Linked DNA regions of Homo sapiens: region 2 is linked to region 1. The links are chromatin loops, found by intact Hi-C in ENCODE. Cell type or tissue: PC-3. All regions are shown on one strand.

Region 1 (8,000 bases):
GAAGAGATAGATCACTGTGGGTACAGATGGTAGGAAAAGGATGAGGAATGGGCAGCCTCTCAGTTCTTAAAGTTGACATTTGCACTGAGCTTGGAGGGAAGAAAAGCTAAGAAAGACCTTAGAAGTGGAGAGGATGAGGTGAAGGGGAATCCAGACAGAAGGTGGCGGCCACAGAGGAGAGGGAGCACAGGGCCTTGGCTGGAACCCCGGCTCAGGTGGAGAGACCTGGAGAGGGGTCAGAGAAGGTGTTTGAGGAGAGAGCACCCAAAGAACTATTGCAGCAATGTGAGTGGTTCTTGTCTTCTCCACTCCTCTTCCCCCAACATGAATGAATGTAGATATATTCATATTCCACCATACTCTCTTACTAAGATAAGTAAGATTTTCACTTACTAAGTAAGTTGAGCTCCTTATCAGCATGAGGGAACCAGAATAAGTTGCTAAAATTCCAGCTGAGAGTAGATAAGCTGTGATTTAGTTAATCATGTAGTGTCTTCCACATTCCACATGACAACATGATGACTTTTAGCCTTAACTCTTTTTTTGAAGGGTGCATGCAACCTTTGGAACATGATTTGGCAGTGACTTGTAAAGTTAAACATACACTTACCCTATAACCCAACCATTCCACTCCTAGGTATTTGCCCAAGAGAAATGAAAACATCACAGAGGCTTTATTTGTAATAGCTGAAGACTGATAATGAACCGAACGTCCACGAACACGAAAATGAATAAACAAATTGGGGTGCCTCCTTACCGTGGAATACTATTGTGTTGAGTAGTGTGCAAATACACTGAAACAGACTGATCCACGCAACAACATGGATACATCTCAGAAACTTTTCTTTGTTTTTGAGACGGAGTAGAGTCTCGCTGTTGCCCAGGCTGGAGTGCAGTGGCATGATCTCGGCTCACTGCAGCCTCCGCCTCCCAGGTTCAAGTGATTTTCCTGCCTCAGCCTCCCGAGTAGCTGGGTCTACAGGCACACATCACCATGCGTGGCTAATTTTTGTATTTTTAGTAGAGGTGGAGTTTCACCATGTTGGCCAGGCTGGTCTTGAACTCCTGACCTCAAGTGATCCAACCACCTCAGCCTCCCAAAGTGCTAGGATTACAGGTGTGAGCCACCATGCCTGGCCACATCTCAGAAACTTTATGCTGAGCAAAAGAATCCAGACACTAGAGTACATGCTGTTAAATGCTGTTTATACGAAGTTCTCCAACAGGCAGAAGTAATGTGGTAGAAATTAGAACAGCGGTTGCCGTTGGGACTGGAAGGTATTGACAAGGATAGGAATTGTACTAGTGTAAACTTTTGGCAAAACTCATGACAACTACATTTAAGATCTGTGTATTTCACTGTATGTAAATCACATCTCAATTTTTTAAAAGTTAATTGAAGCCTGGCAAGATGGGAAATTGTATTACAGATCAGAAGTGGTTTCTTACTTTGGCTTGTTTTTTCTTTGTGATTGTTAGCTTAAAGGTTTTTTGCTTTAAACCATATTAGCGTTCTTGTCAGGGCACTCTCTGGCTGCTGCCAGCTGACCTGTGGCCCTCCAGCTTTTTTTCCGTTTTCCTTCCTTGGAATGCCCATGTCCTGTTGTGCCACTTAAGCATACCAGCTCCAGTCTGGGTTCTCTGGCCAACTAGACCCTTAAAGGGGCTGGACCTTTGTTGTCTTAATATTTTAAGACAGAGTTCATAAGATCAGTGGAAGTCAGAACTGTGTGGTGTCATGGAGATTATGAGGGCTTTAGAACTGGCCCAACCTAGGTTTGAATCCAAAACTCAATCACTATGTGACCTTGAACCTGTTCCCCTGGGCCTCAGTTTTCTTTTCTGTATGCTGGGGATAATAGCACCTACTGTGGAGTGGTTGTCAGAATTAAATGAGCTAACTTGCGTAGGACAGCCATCCCTGTGCTTGGCACTTAGGGTACCCGGGAAACATAGCAGTTGGAGGTCCTGGCCTGTTTCTCCTGTGGCTTCTGCACAGCAGGTGCTACTCCCCGTGTGGTGTGCCCTCCCCTAGGGCAGGCTGCCTGCTGGAGCTCTGGGCATACTGTCTTCCCTTGCATGCCCTGTGGCATCATCGTATGCCCTGTTGAGAGCAGAGGTGGGGAACTCAGCTGAAAGAAACTGACTTCTTCAAACTATTTTTATTATGTTTTAAGGGTATCAGCATGGAAGCCATGAGTGAGAATAAAATGGTGCCCTCTGAGTTTAGCACAGGACCTGTGGAAAAAGCTGCCAAACCTTTGCCATTTAAGGATCCCAACTTTGTGGTAAGCATCGAAGGTATTAGCTGAATAAACATCCAAATGCCACACCTCAGCCTCTGATCTTGCTGGGCCTGTAGCCAGGGTGGCACTGGCATTCTCTCCTCCCTCAGTCTCAGTTACCTCCTTCTCCCCTATGGGCAAGATGGGGACAAGAGAAGGGTTCTTTCTGTTGATCTTTTAATGTGCCATATCCCAAGGATTTGGGTGTCCTTTGTGGATTCATTAAAGGATACTGTTTGGAGGGTGGGACATTTCCATGATGATTGTTCCCCTAACCTTTTCATTGGTCTTACAATCTTAGACAAAGCTTGAAATATTTAGCTAAATGAGAAGTACTTCCTCATTAGTTTCATAAGGTAAATCCAAGCTGTTGTGCTGTGGAGTAGAACACAGGGTATTCTTCCTTTCATTCTTGAGACTGGTAATAAACTGCAGCAGTTCAGATTATACTGTTAAATTTTTTTTTAATGAATTAGTTTTGGAAATACAATATTACCAGTGTTTGCAACAGATTTTGGTATTCTTTTCCATTTTATTGTGTCATCTTTGTAGGATAAAAAAAAAAAAAAAGAGGTACCTAGAAGAGTACCCATACTGCAACTGGGGCTTTCTCAACTTTTCCAGGATCCCCAGTTTACATGGCAGAGACTTGCCCCGAGAAGGGAGTTGAGAGATGCAGTCCTGGATTTAAATCTGACTTTGTAGTAAATTTATCTTAAAGTATGAAGAAATTCATGAATGAATTCTACAAAGTTAGACCCAATAAAGGCTTTTTTTTTTACGTGCATATAAAGAAGTAGCCTTTTATTTCTACTCCAGCACAAACTAACTCAAGGGTTTTGACAATCTGAAAACTTCTTTTTTAAACTAAGATTAACATGTTAATGTGTACAGTGAAATACCTTTTAAAAAAAGTCTCAGGGGTCTTAATGATTGTTGACAGATGAGAGGTATATTACAGTTATGATTAGGCATAAATGTCAGATGTCGAAATGGTAGTCTCCATTGGTTTTTGTTTCTTCTAATCCATGCCTTCAATTCAAGCACTCTGGCCACGGTGGCGCAGTAGCTGGCAAGAAGAACAGAACCTGGAAGAACCTGAAACAAATCCTCGCTTCTGAAAGGGCATTGCCGTGGCAACTGAACGATCCTAACTGTGAGCTGTCTAGAGCCTTCCATGTGTTTGTAATGTTCAGAGTAGGAACTGTCTTATAACAACCTACATTATTGTATTGTGTTTGCATCATTGTAGGAAATAATTTTTAGCTTGAGAATTTTATAGTGGCATCAGTCTGGGCAGATTATGTGTGTATTTTCTCATAACTGTATCTGTATTGAGCCTATTTGTTTGTGTTGTCATGGATGTGTGGTTTTTAGGGTCATAGGTCCCAATATGATAATATTGGTGTTTCTACTAGACAAACTTCTTATTCAAAAGTCTACTCTTAAAATGTGTTTCCAAAAACAAGGTAGCCCAAGTATAATACCAGATTTAGGAGGGTTCCTGACAACCAGCTTAAAGGCCAGCTCTTTTATACTTTGTGAGCCAGTGTTTAGTAAATACTTCATGCTGCAGTGTGTCCAGATTTATGTAAAACACTGTTATATGTTCTGTTCAGCTTCACTGGAAAGTACAAGTTCAAAGTTCTCACCATCTCCTACTCCACTGTACTTCTTTCATGGGGGTGACTCACATGGGTGACAAGTGAGCTAGTCATTCATTCGTCTGGGTGTGGACATGAGGGTGTCAGGGTGCTCAGATCCAGTTATTGGCTCATTTGGCATTTCATCACCATCAGCCCATGTAGTGTGAGATCGTGAAAATAGCTGGTGGGCAGATGAGCTTTCCGGTGGTTCTGTGGGAATAGAGGGTCCCTGGTGACAGGGCAGGGCTAGATCTGGAGCCTGCACTTGGCCTGTGACATACTGTCTTGTTTCTGAGAATCCTCCCCTACTTCTCTAGTTAATCTCCAGAGACTTCTGTGACTACTTAATCACAAAGGAAATTTTCAGGAATATTATCAAATACTATTTTAGAAAAAAAAAGAGAAGGGATTTGAATGTTTTCAGTTCAGTTTAGTTATCTTTTTTTTTTTTTTTTCCCAGACTTCAGTATTGATGCTCCTCCATCCTTTAAGCCAGCTAAGAAGTATTCTGATGTTTCAGGTCTGCTTGTGAGTATGATTATATCTCTTATAACATTAAATGGAAAAGATTTCACAGTAATGTCTAATTAGACAAGTGTTGAATATTGATCATGGCTGGTCCTGCCTGGAGCCTGTCTACAGTGATAGGTGATAGGTTTGTGCAGTGTGTTCATTGCTGCAAACAGGCATCTGTGGGGGCAGCCTGCAGGGAGGATTGAACCAGAAAGCAGGAGACTCCAGCTTCTCTTCTTTACCTCTGCTAGTTAACTATATGAGATAACATGAAAGAAACAACTATGTATTTCTTTTTTTACTGCTGAAGTTTTAAAAACCTGCATTTTAGATGATGATTGTATTTACAAAACCATGTTTAAACTTCTCTAAACAGGTGCTTTGGCAAAGGTTGTGACATTCAAACTTATTTTTAAGCATCAGAACCCCTTTTCCAAATGAAATCTTTTACAGAATCCAATATATAACAGCCTGGAGCCCACCTTTCTGCTGTGGTCCCATGTGGATCTGGCCGCCTATCTTCCTCCCCACTCCCCACCACAGTGACTGCTCAAGTGCTTCTGGGGAACACAATTCAGAAACTGCCAGCAGAGCTGAAATAGTGGGAAGTGGGCAAGTTGCTAAAGCTCAGGAACCTCAGAACACCCCCATTTCCTTATTTGCAGAAGGTGGAACCTAAGATTCATCTTTTTTTGTTTTGTTTTGTTTTGTTTTGTTTTGTTTTCTTAAACAAATGGATGAACTTAGAGATTCTTTTAATTAGCTCTTGCATGTCAGGGTCTTAATCCTTTTTCATCTCATAAATTTGGAAAAATAATTTAAGTACTTTACATTTTAATGAAAATATGACTCCAACTTATCTAACAAATTGACCAAATTAATTATGTACGGAGGAGAATTGCCTCCTTTGTTATTATTATGTAATATCCCTGTTTGTCCCTGATAATATTCATTGTTCTGAAGTCTACTTTGTCTGAAATTAATATCGTTACCCCAGCTTTCTTTCGTTCATGTGTGGATGGTATATCTTTCTTGATCTTTTCACTTTTTTTTGAGACAGAGTCTCACTGTGTTGCCCAGGCTGGAGTGCAGTGGCACGCTCTTGGCTCACTCCAGCCTCTACCTCCTGGGTTCAAGCGATTATCCTGCCTCAGCCTCCTGAGTAGCTGGGACTACAGGCACACGCCACCATGCCTGGCTAATTTTTGTATTTTTAGTAGAGATGAGGTTTTGCCATGTTGGCCAGGCTGGTCTTGAACTCCTGACCTCAAGTGATCCTCCTGCCTTGGCCTCCCAAAGTGCTGGGATTACAGGTATGAGCCACCATACCTGGCCTATCTTTTCACTTTTAAACTATCTATATATTTAAAGTGGATTCTTGTTGAAAGCATATTGTTGAGTTGTTGGGTCTTTCTTTTTCTTTTTCTTTTGGAGGTAGAGTCTTGCTCTTTTACCCAGGCTAGAATGGAGTGGTGTGATCATAACTCACTGAAGCCTTGAACTCCTTGGCTCAAGTGATCTCCCAACATCAGCCTCTCAAAGTGCTGGGATTAAAGACGTGAGCCTCTGCACCCAGTGGATCTTGCTTTTTATCCAGTCTATCAATCTAAGAACTGTTGTCCTTAGGCTATTCATCTTTAAAGTGATTGTTGATATGGTTGTATTTAAATCTACCATCTCACTAGTTGTTATTTGTTCCATTTGTGTTGCTTATTTCCCTTTTTCTGCCTTCTCTGGATTTATTGAGCGTTTTTTAATAGACTATATTTTTCAGAACAGTTCTAGATTTATGAAAAACGGAGACAATAGTATAGAAAGTGCCCATATAACCCAAACTCAGTTTCTGCTGTTATTAACATCTATGGTATATTTGTTACAATTAATGAACCAATAGTTATATATTATTATTAACTAAAGTCTATAATTTATTCACATTTCCTTAGTTTTTACCTAAAACTATATCAAATTTAGTCATCCTGTCTCGTTAGACTCCTCTTGGCTCTGCCAGTTTCTCAGGTTGTCCTTGTTTTTAATGACCTTAACAGTTTTAAGGAGCACTAGTCAGGTATTTAGTAGAATCCTCCACTACTGGAATTCCTCTGATGTTTTCTCATGATAAAACTGGGGTTAATTGAACATTTTAAAATTCTGTTTGTTTCCTTATTATTTACACCTCTTTTACAAATTATGAATGGTTACTTTCATGTTTACAATATACATTTTAAATAACCTGAATCTATTTTCAAATATTTTGCCACTTTGTGCATAATGTGAGGGACTTCTAGTAGTGAATTTCTAATTCCACTCTCTCATTCTTTGTTGTCATATAGTTTACTTTTACATATGCTACAAACAAAATGTATGGCTGTTAATTTGTGCTTTAGACAGTTACCTTTTAGAGAAATAAAAATAAGAAAAAAAAGAACTTTCTTTTATCTTCATTTCATTCTGTTTCCACCTTTTTTCATTTTGTTGTCTATTTCCAAGTTGCAATCTGATGTCATATTCTTTCTACTGGAACAATTTACTGTGCTTTTCTTATAAAGTAGATTTGCTACTAACGAAGTCCTTTCTTTTTTTGTTTTGTCAAAGAGCCTTTATTTCTTCTTCATTTTTTTTTTTTTAAGACAGGGTCTTACTCTGTTGCCCAGGCTGGAGTGCAGTGATGCCATCTTGGCTCACTGCAGCCGTCTTGACCTCCCAGGCTCAGGTGATGCATCTACCTCAGCCTCCCAAGTAACTGGGGCTACAGGTGTGTGCCACCATGCCTGGCTAATTTTTTGTGTTTTTTGTAGAGATGGGATTTCACCCTGTTGCCCGGGCCTGGTCTCAAATTCCTGGGCTCAAGTGATCATCCTGTCTTGGTCTCCCAAAGTGCTGGGATTACAGGCGTGAGCCACTGCACCCAGCCTTGTTCTTCCTTTTTGAATGATATTTTCAATGAGTATTTTTGAATGACATTTTCAAGTCTGGGCTGACAGTTTTTTCTTTCATCACTTTTAAGATGTCAGTGGTTAAATGTTGTCTTTTTGCTTCCATGGTTTCTGATGAGAAGTTTGATATAATTCTTACCTTTGTTCATCTCTATGTAATGTTTCTTGTTTGACTGCCTTCAAGATCTTCTCTTCGTCTTTTGTTTTCAGCAGTTTGAATATGACTGGGTATTGAATATGACTCAGGGTATTATTTTTCTGGTATGTATTCTTGATGTTCTCTGAGGTTTTGGATTTGTGGTTTGGTATCTGTCAAGAATTTTGGAAAATTCTTGGCTATTATTTCTTCAAATATTTCTTTTGCCTTGTCTTTTTCCCTTCTTCTAGGATTCCAGTTACACACATGTTAAACTATTTGATAGTGTCCCAAAACTCTTGGATGCTCTGTTCTGGTTTGTTTGCTTTTAAAAACTCTTATTTCGTTGCGGTTCAGTTTGGATGGTATCTACTGATGTGTCTTCAAGTTCTTTACTCACTGTATAGAGTATACCAATGAGCCTATTGGAAGCATCGTTTATCTCTCTAATTGTGTTTTTAATTTCTGGCTTTTCTATTTGATTATT
Region 2 (8,000 bases), 160 kb before region 1:
TGAAGCCTCAACCTCCTGGGCTCAATGAATCCTTCCCACTTCAGCCTCCGAGCTAGGACTACAGGCACACGCCATCATGCCCGCCTAATTTTTGTATTTTTTTTGCAAAGAGAGGGTTTCACCATATTGGCCAGGCTGGTCTCATACTCCTGGGCTCAGGCAATCCTCCCACCTCAGCCTCCCAAAGTGCTGGGATTACAGGTATGAGCCACCATCCCAAGCCCTTTTCCCAATGTTCTTAATAAAAAAGAAGTATCTTTGTCTGGGTATGGTGGCTAATGCCTATAGTCCCAATACTTTGGGAAGCCAAGGTGGGAGGATTGCTTGAGGCCAGAAGTTCAAGACCAACTTAGGCAACATAGCAAGACCCCCATCTCTAAAACAAAAAAAGTAGCATCTTTTACGGTTCATATTTTCTATGTTTTAAGAAAATCTTCTCTATCTAGAAATCATTATAATGTTTTAATATCTAAAAATGTTAAAGGTTTGCTTTTCCCATTTAAGCAGGGATTCAATGTCATTCCCTCCTATGTGGATAACCAGCTGTCCAAGAACTATTTATGGAAAGCTCTCTCTAAAGGAGTGTAATACCAACTTTGTCACAAGCCAAGTTTCTGGGTTTCCATATTCTCTTCTATTGATCTATCTCTCCCTATACCATACTGTTGTCTTAACTTTTACAGCTTTATACTAATTCTTCATATATGGTAAAACAAGTCTTCTCACCTATCACAACTTCTTTAGAGGAGTGTCTTGGCTACTCCTGACCTGTTAAGTCTTCCTCAAAAATTTTAGAATCAACTTTTTAACCCAAAAATAAAAGTTGTCATGATTCTGACTAGATTGAAATAAATCTATAAATAACTGGAGAGATCTGCTATCTTTCCAAAAGCATCTTTAAATCTATAAAAATATTCTCTCTCCATTTATTTAGACCTTTCCTAACATCTTCCAATAAAATTTTATAATTTTCTTTTAAAGGTTTAACACAATTTTGTTAGAAAATACTTGTTACTTTAATTTTTTCCTACCTGAAATGGTATTTTATTGCTGATTTACAAAAATGCACCTGTATTTTTATTTGTTGATTTTAAATTCAGCTACCTTGCGAAGATTTCTAGTATTAATAACATATTGAAAAAGGAAGGTAACAACAGGCATCCTTGTTTTATTCCTGATCTTAAAGGGTAGGTTTTAATAAGGCAAAAAAAGAATGTAGTAGCTATGATTGATCATTTAATTACTTAAAATAATATTCCAAATACTGCAAAAGAAATCTAGTAGTTAAGGCTGGACATGGTGGCTCACACCTGTAATCCTAGCACTTTGGGAGGCCAAGGTGGGGGGATCACCTGAGGTCAGGAGTTTTGAGACCAGCCTGGCCAACATGGTGAAACCCTGTCTCTACTTAAAATACAAAAATTAGCCGGCTGTGGTGGCAGGCACCTGTAATCCCAGCTACTCGGGAGGCTGAGGCAGGAGAATTGCTTGAACCCGGGAGGTGGAGGTTGCAGTGAGCTGAGATCGCACCACTGCACTCCACCCTGGGGGACAAAAGTGAGACTTCGTCTGACAAAAGAAAAAAGAAATCTAGTAGTTAAAAGTATTTAAATATTTATGGTGGAACAATTCTACAAATCAAACAAGCATAAAGATCACAAAAAATAAGTTAATGTTAATGGGAAAAAAAGCCAAACTCAAGAGAAGTCTAAAATAAAATTCCAAAAATGTTTCTCAAAATGATATCATTACTAAAATAAATGCATAGCACCTAACTTTTATGTCTACTATATTGTTGTTCTTTAAAAAAATGAAGTTTCGCTACAGGCATACCTCAGAGATACTGCAGGTGTGGTTCCTGACTACCAAAATAAAGCAAATATTCAGTAAAATGAGTCATAAATATTTTGGATTCCCAGTACAAATAAAAGTTATGTTGATACTATACAGCAGTGTGTACGCAACAGCATTGTCTTTAAAAGTAATGTATATACCTTAATTTAAAAATTTTACTGCTAAAAAATTCTACCAATCATCTTTGCCTTCAGCGAATCGTAATTTTTTTGCTGGTGGAGGGTCTTGCCTTAGTGTTGATGGCTGCTGATCGTTCAGGGTGGTGGCTGCTGGAGTGGCTGTCGCAATTTCTTAAAATAAGACAAAAATGAAGTTTGCCACATCAACTCTTCCTTTCATGAAAGATTTCTCTACAGCATGCAATGCTGTTTGATGGCATCTTACCCAGAGTAGAACTTTTTTCGAAATTGAAGCCAATCCTCTCAAACCCCTTGCCACTGCTTTATCAACTAGGTTTATGGATTATTCTAAATTTTTTGTTGTCATTTCAACTGTGTTCATAGCATCCTCACAAGGAGCAGAGTCTGTCTCAAGAAACTATTTTCTTTCCCCATCCATAAGAAGTAACTACTCATCCATTCAAGTTTTATCTTAAGATTGCAGCAATTCAGCCATATCTTCAGGCTCCACTTCTAATTCTAGTTCTCTTGCTATTGCTACCACATCTGCAGTTGAACTCAGCTTCTTCCAAACTCCTGTCAATGTTTTGACCTCCTCCCATGAATCAGAAATGTTCTTAATGGCATCTAGAATGGTGAAACTCTGTTACTTTGCTCAGATCCACCAAAGGAATCACTGTCTATGGGAGCTATGTGTAGGAGATTGGTCACTGTGGTGGGAAAAATTGTAGAAAGATGCAAACCTTCTTGGAAGGCCGGGAGATTTTACAAAAGCTTCAGAAAAGGATTTGGCTGAAGGCAGCCAGATTCTCTCACCCTGTGCCTGAACGCTTAGGTTAGATAACAAGGAGATGTAAAGAAACTGATCTAGATAACTTAGTTTACTTAGTAGAACCTGGCCTTTAATCATCTGAGTGCAGGACTGCTGGGGCTGTGTGTGTGTGTGGGGTGGGGAAGGGGGGAAGCACCATGTTAATTACCCAAAAGTGTGTTGACTCAAGGCCTTTGTCATTAAATCTGTATAAATAAATGCCTGCAGCACCAGCTTGTCAGGGCCACAGCTGCTACAACTCTTTACAACACCCTCCTTGGGGTACATGAGCAGCCGAGTCTCCTAGCCCACTCTCACTGGATACCTGTGTCTGAGTGCATCCGTTCATCCATCGCTTGGTCGGGGTCTGTGGGTCAGACCCAGCAACTATGGCCTTATGAAATGTATTTCTTAAATAAGACTTGACAGTCAAAATTACTCTTTGATTCATGGGCTGCAGAATAAATGTTGCATTTGCAGGCATGAAAACATTATTCTCATCACACACCTCCATCACAGCTCTTGGGTAACCAGGTGCATTCTCAATGAAAAGTAATATTTTGAAAGGAATCTTTTTTATTAAGCAGCAAGTCTCAACAGTGGAATTAAATTATTCAATAAACCATGTTGTAAACAGATATGCTGTCATCCAGCCTTTGTTGTTCCATGTATAGAGCAGAGGCAGAATAGATTTAGTGTAATTCTTAAGGGTCCTAGAATTTTCAGAATGGTAACTGAACATTGGCTTCAACTTAAAGTTACTAGCTGCACTATCACCTACTAACAAAGTCAGTCTGTTCTTTGACGCTTTAAAGTCAGGCACTGACTTCTCTCTACCTATGAAAGTCTTAGATGGCATCTTCTTCCAATAGAAGGCTGTTTTGTCTGCATTGCAAATCTGTTTTTTAGTGTAGCCACCTTCATCAACGGTCTTAGCTAGATCCTCTGGATAACTTGCTGCAGCTTCTACAACAACACTTGTTTTTACATTGTGGAGATGGCTTGTTTCCTTAAACCTCCTGAACCAATCTCTGCTAGCTTCAAACTTTTCTTCTGCAGCTTCCTCACCTCTCTCAGCCTTCATAGCATTGACGAGTTAGGGCCCTGCTCTTGATTAGGCTGGACTTAAGGGAACGTTGTGGTTGGTTTGATCTATGCAGACTACTAAAACTGTCTTGTCAGCAATAAAGCTGTTCTGCTTTCTTATCATTTGTGTGTTCACTGGAGTAGCTTCCTTCAAGAACTCTTCCTTGCCATTCAGAACTTTTCAAGTTATATGGCGCAAGAAGCCCAGCTTTTGGCCCATCTCTGCTTTCGACATGCCTTCCTCACTAAGCGTTATCTTTTCTAGCTTTTAAGTGAGAGACACATGACTCTTCCTTTCACTTGAATGCTTAGAGGCCACTGTAGGGTTATTAATTTGCATCCTTTCAATACTGTTGCTTAGCAGAGTGTGGTGGTGTATGTGTTGTATCTTGGGGAACAGGGATACCCGAGGAGAGGGAGAGAGACAGGGAAACGGCTGGTCGGCGGAGCAGTCAGAAAAGACATTTATTGATTAAACTTGCCGTCTTGTATGGGCACAAGTTTGTGGTACCTCAAAATGATTACAATAATAACAACAAAGATCACTAATCAAAAATCACCACAACAGATATAATAATGAAAACCTCTGAAATACTCTAAGAATTACCAAAATGTGACATAAAGACACAAAGTGAGCAGATGCTGTTGGAAAAATGGTGCCTATGGACTTTTTCAGTGTAGGGTTGCCACAAACTTTCCATTTGTTGAAAAAAAAAAAAAAAAAAAAAAAAACAAAGTAGTATCTGTGAAGTACAATAAAACAAAGTACAATAACATGGACATGCCTGTATTTTTGAGTCACAACTCATTTCATGCTCTCTGGATATTTATTTTGTCCAATGATGTTCTTGATACTGTGTCAGGTACTGTAGGTGGTACAAGCATGAATGTAACGACCCACATCTAATCACACTGTTAAACACCAATCTAAGAGACATGCCATTCACATTCCAAAGAGAAATATCAATTAAGGAAACCTGACAGGCAAAGAAACATCAAGATAGGGAAGTTTCTGAACAGGTTTTATGAGAAAGCAGCATATGATACAAGGTTTTGTTTGTTTAAAGTAAGTTTTTTCTACAGTTGTTTTGTTTCTGTCTCTCTTTGACCTAAAACCCTCTAATGGCCTTTCCCTGTCCTTAAGACAGTCTTTCCCTCTGGTCCATTTTGTTCTAAAGAACACTGTTATTGCAGGACCAATAACTGAGACAGTCTTCACTAAAGACATTCCAGAGTCAAGTAAGTCGAGGAAACAGTCTATACTCTATTTGTCCTGGTAGATTCACATTGCATATTATCCTACTAAAGGGTCTGTAAAGTTCTGCAATAAGGAAAAATATGGGAATCTATTTAACTATGTTAACTCAGAATGTCCCATTTTTAAGCAGGGGACTGTCACCATCCACTTTGTTGTTTCTGTATAACATAAAGCAGGTTTCAACTAGCAATAAATAAAGCGGCAAAGATTGATTCCATATCCTGGAATCAGACATTCTTTTTTAAAAAAAACTATGGCTGATGTGCTTTCTGCAAAACTGGTATTTCCACAATTCTGCAAATTCTGTAAAAAAGGATCCCATTGTGTTATAAAGCCAATCACAAGGAAGACCTTCACAAAGTGAAGGTTAATTTTGAAATAACTGTCTTTAAGTTAATATTTTTGTATTACTCTTTAACATAACACATATCATTATATAATACAAATAGCTGTGGACAAAAATAGGAAATCCAAAAGTCACCCTAAAAGAAAAGAATCTATAAATCCCTAATTAAAAAAAAAATCTACAAACTTCTCAGAGAAACAAAATTGGTCAGCTATTTTACCATCAATTATTGTTTCTACATTTAGAATATCATACTCTAAAGAGTATATCTAGCATTAAATATTGCATTCAACAAATCCAACAGTATTTCAACTGTATGAATCGAGTTAACACAGCAGGTCCGTTTTACTTAGGTTGTGCTAATCTCTAGGGGATTCCTGGAGTCACGGCAATGACCCTAGCCAAACTCTGAGAACTATGTTCCTGGATTGTTAACAGTCACTTGTTAATGATCTTTTTGTGTATGCTCCAGGCAGTGAGTCAGGATGTACCAGGCTGTCAGCATTGTTTTAAAGTAATCATTAAGATTTATTATGTGTACCTGGTGTCTGGTGTGGGGTCCCCAGTTTCAGTTACCAGAGCTGGTCATATGGTAGGAATGTGCTTATGTGACTAGCTCCCTGTAAGAACTCTGGACTGTAACACTTGTGTGCTTCTCTGGCTAGAGACATCTTGCATGTGTCTCTATCACTCACTGCTGGAGAGAAAAGCATGTCCCTGTGATTCTCACTGAGATAGGACCTGGAAGCCTATGCCTACCCACTCTACCATTTACCTTCTTCCTGCATTGTATCCTTTGCTGTAATAAACTTGAGCCATGAGTACAGCTTTATGTTGTGTGCATCCTTCCAGAAAATCAGCGGCAACTGGGACCTCTCCACCCTCCACAAAACAGATTCCATTAAATAATTTAGTTTGCCATAATATGTACTTTTCTCATTACTTGTCAAAAGCTGAATGATAATAATCACAACTGCTTCAAATGAATAAATCAGTGTACAGGAAAAAAGTTAACAGGCCTAAGATTGCTATCCTTAGAAGGACTTGGTTGTCGAGATTGGCCCTTGGCTGGCATGTGGAAACTTTAATGGTGAACAGTTCCCTACATTGATATAAAACTTTTCCTAAATGATAAGCGTGATTCACTGTGCCTAAACTTTACAAACAACATTGTATTGTTTGTATAAACATCTGCTTTCCTTCCGGGAATCTGGAATTTTGGTATGTGTTAGGCAGGAGATGCCTACATGACCAGACTCAATAAAAATCTCGGGCACTGACTCTCTAATGAGGTTCCCTAGTACACAACATTTCACACATGTTGTCACGATTCATTGCTGGAAGAATTATGTACATCCTGTGTGACTCCATAGGGAGAGGACTCTTGGAAGCTTGTGTCTGTTTGCCTCTGAACTTCACCCCGTGCACCTTTTTCCTGTGCTGTAATAAATCCTGGCTGTTAGTACAACTGATGCTGGATCATGTGAGTCCTTCTAGCCAATCACTGAACCTACGGGTGGGTCTTGGGAACCCCCACACAATCAGCATATTAAGACAGAAATCAGTGTCTATTAAGCCAAATGCTGAAATTCAAATGAGTTCAAATTTCAGTTGCAGCAACACTTATGAGTTATGTGACCCCTAGCAATGTTACTGTATTTGCAAAAACCTGAGCCTCTTTGTTCCTTTAAATGAGAAAAACATATTTTCCTTATAGCCCCATTGCACTAAACTAAATGAGAAAATGAACAACACACTCATACATGACAGTAAACACTTGGTAAATTTTAAATGGTATTATTTCTAGAGGCACCTTCTCAGATTAAATAAACAATGGAGAGCCTTTCTCATGTATACTTACACAACAAGAACTCAAATGGTCATTTGGAACACTGCAAAGCAAAGCTCACAGACAAACTTTCATCCTGTATCTTCAGCAATGGCTCTGGGAATGATTTCTAGATCACATGACAGGATTACTGGGTTAAGTTCAAGCAGGTTAAATCCTATATAACAAGTATCTTTCAATTTCTGAAACTGGTCCTTATTTAGCCTTCAGATTGACCTCCCTAATCAGAAGTGAGTGTACTAATTAATTAGTATTGGGACTATGCTTTATTGTTACATTTCTCAAATTACTAAACTGGGATTTTAGTACAAGCCATTCTCTTGCTTGTATATGAGGCATAAAGTCCAATCAACATAATTTTTTTTATTATAATACTTTTAGGTTCGAGGGTACACATGCACAATGTGCAGGTTTGTTACATATGTATACACATGCCATGTTGGTGTGCTGCACCTATTAACTCATCACTTATATTAGGTGTATCTCCTAATTGCTATCCCTCCCCCCTCCCCCATCCCACAACAGACCCCAGTGTGTGATGTCCCCCTTCCTGTGTCCAAGTGTTCTCATTGTTCAGTTCCCACCTATGAGTGAGAACATGGGGTGTTTGGTTTTTTGTCCTTGTGATAGTTTGCTGAGAATGATGGTTTCCAGCTTCATCCATGTCCCTACAAAGG

Evidence for each region. A loop is a pair of places that touch in the nucleus more often than their neighbours do. Peaks named below come from ENCODE experiments on the same cell type or tissue, not always from the same donor. Only the 100,000 strongest peaks of a DNase experiment are listed, where the experiment ranks them.
Region 2: a loop joins it to region 1, with 4 times the contacts of the local background. A loop is called at or near these places in 2 of 110 quality-filtered maps.

The regions. Positions count from the first base shown.
Region 1 is chr18:35,474,741-35,482,740 of GRCh38, reverse strand. It overlaps INO80C (INO80 complex subunit C), which reads left to right. Exons shown (of 5, transcript NM_194281.4): 2 at 2,178-2,288; 3 at 3,330-3,441; 4 at 4,392-4,459. Among named protein-coding and RNA genes, the nearest start is that of ZNF24TR, 12 kb to the right of the region's middle. RefSeq lists an enhancer at 3,303-4,502. In PC-3, no CTCF peak of the experiment used is centred here; a DNase peak (open chromatin) is centred at 4,010; H3K4me3 peaks cover 1,074 bases; H3K27ac peaks cover 4,466 bases.
Region 2 is chr18:35,633,386-35,641,385 of GRCh38, reverse strand. All of the region lies in intron 1 of GALNT1 (polypeptide N-acetylgalactosaminyltransferase 1), which reads right to left. Among named protein-coding and RNA genes, the nearest start is that of MIR3975, 46 kb to the right of the region's middle. In PC-3, no CTCF peak of the experiment used is centred here; no DNase peak of the experiment used is centred here; H3K27ac peaks cover 2,456 bases.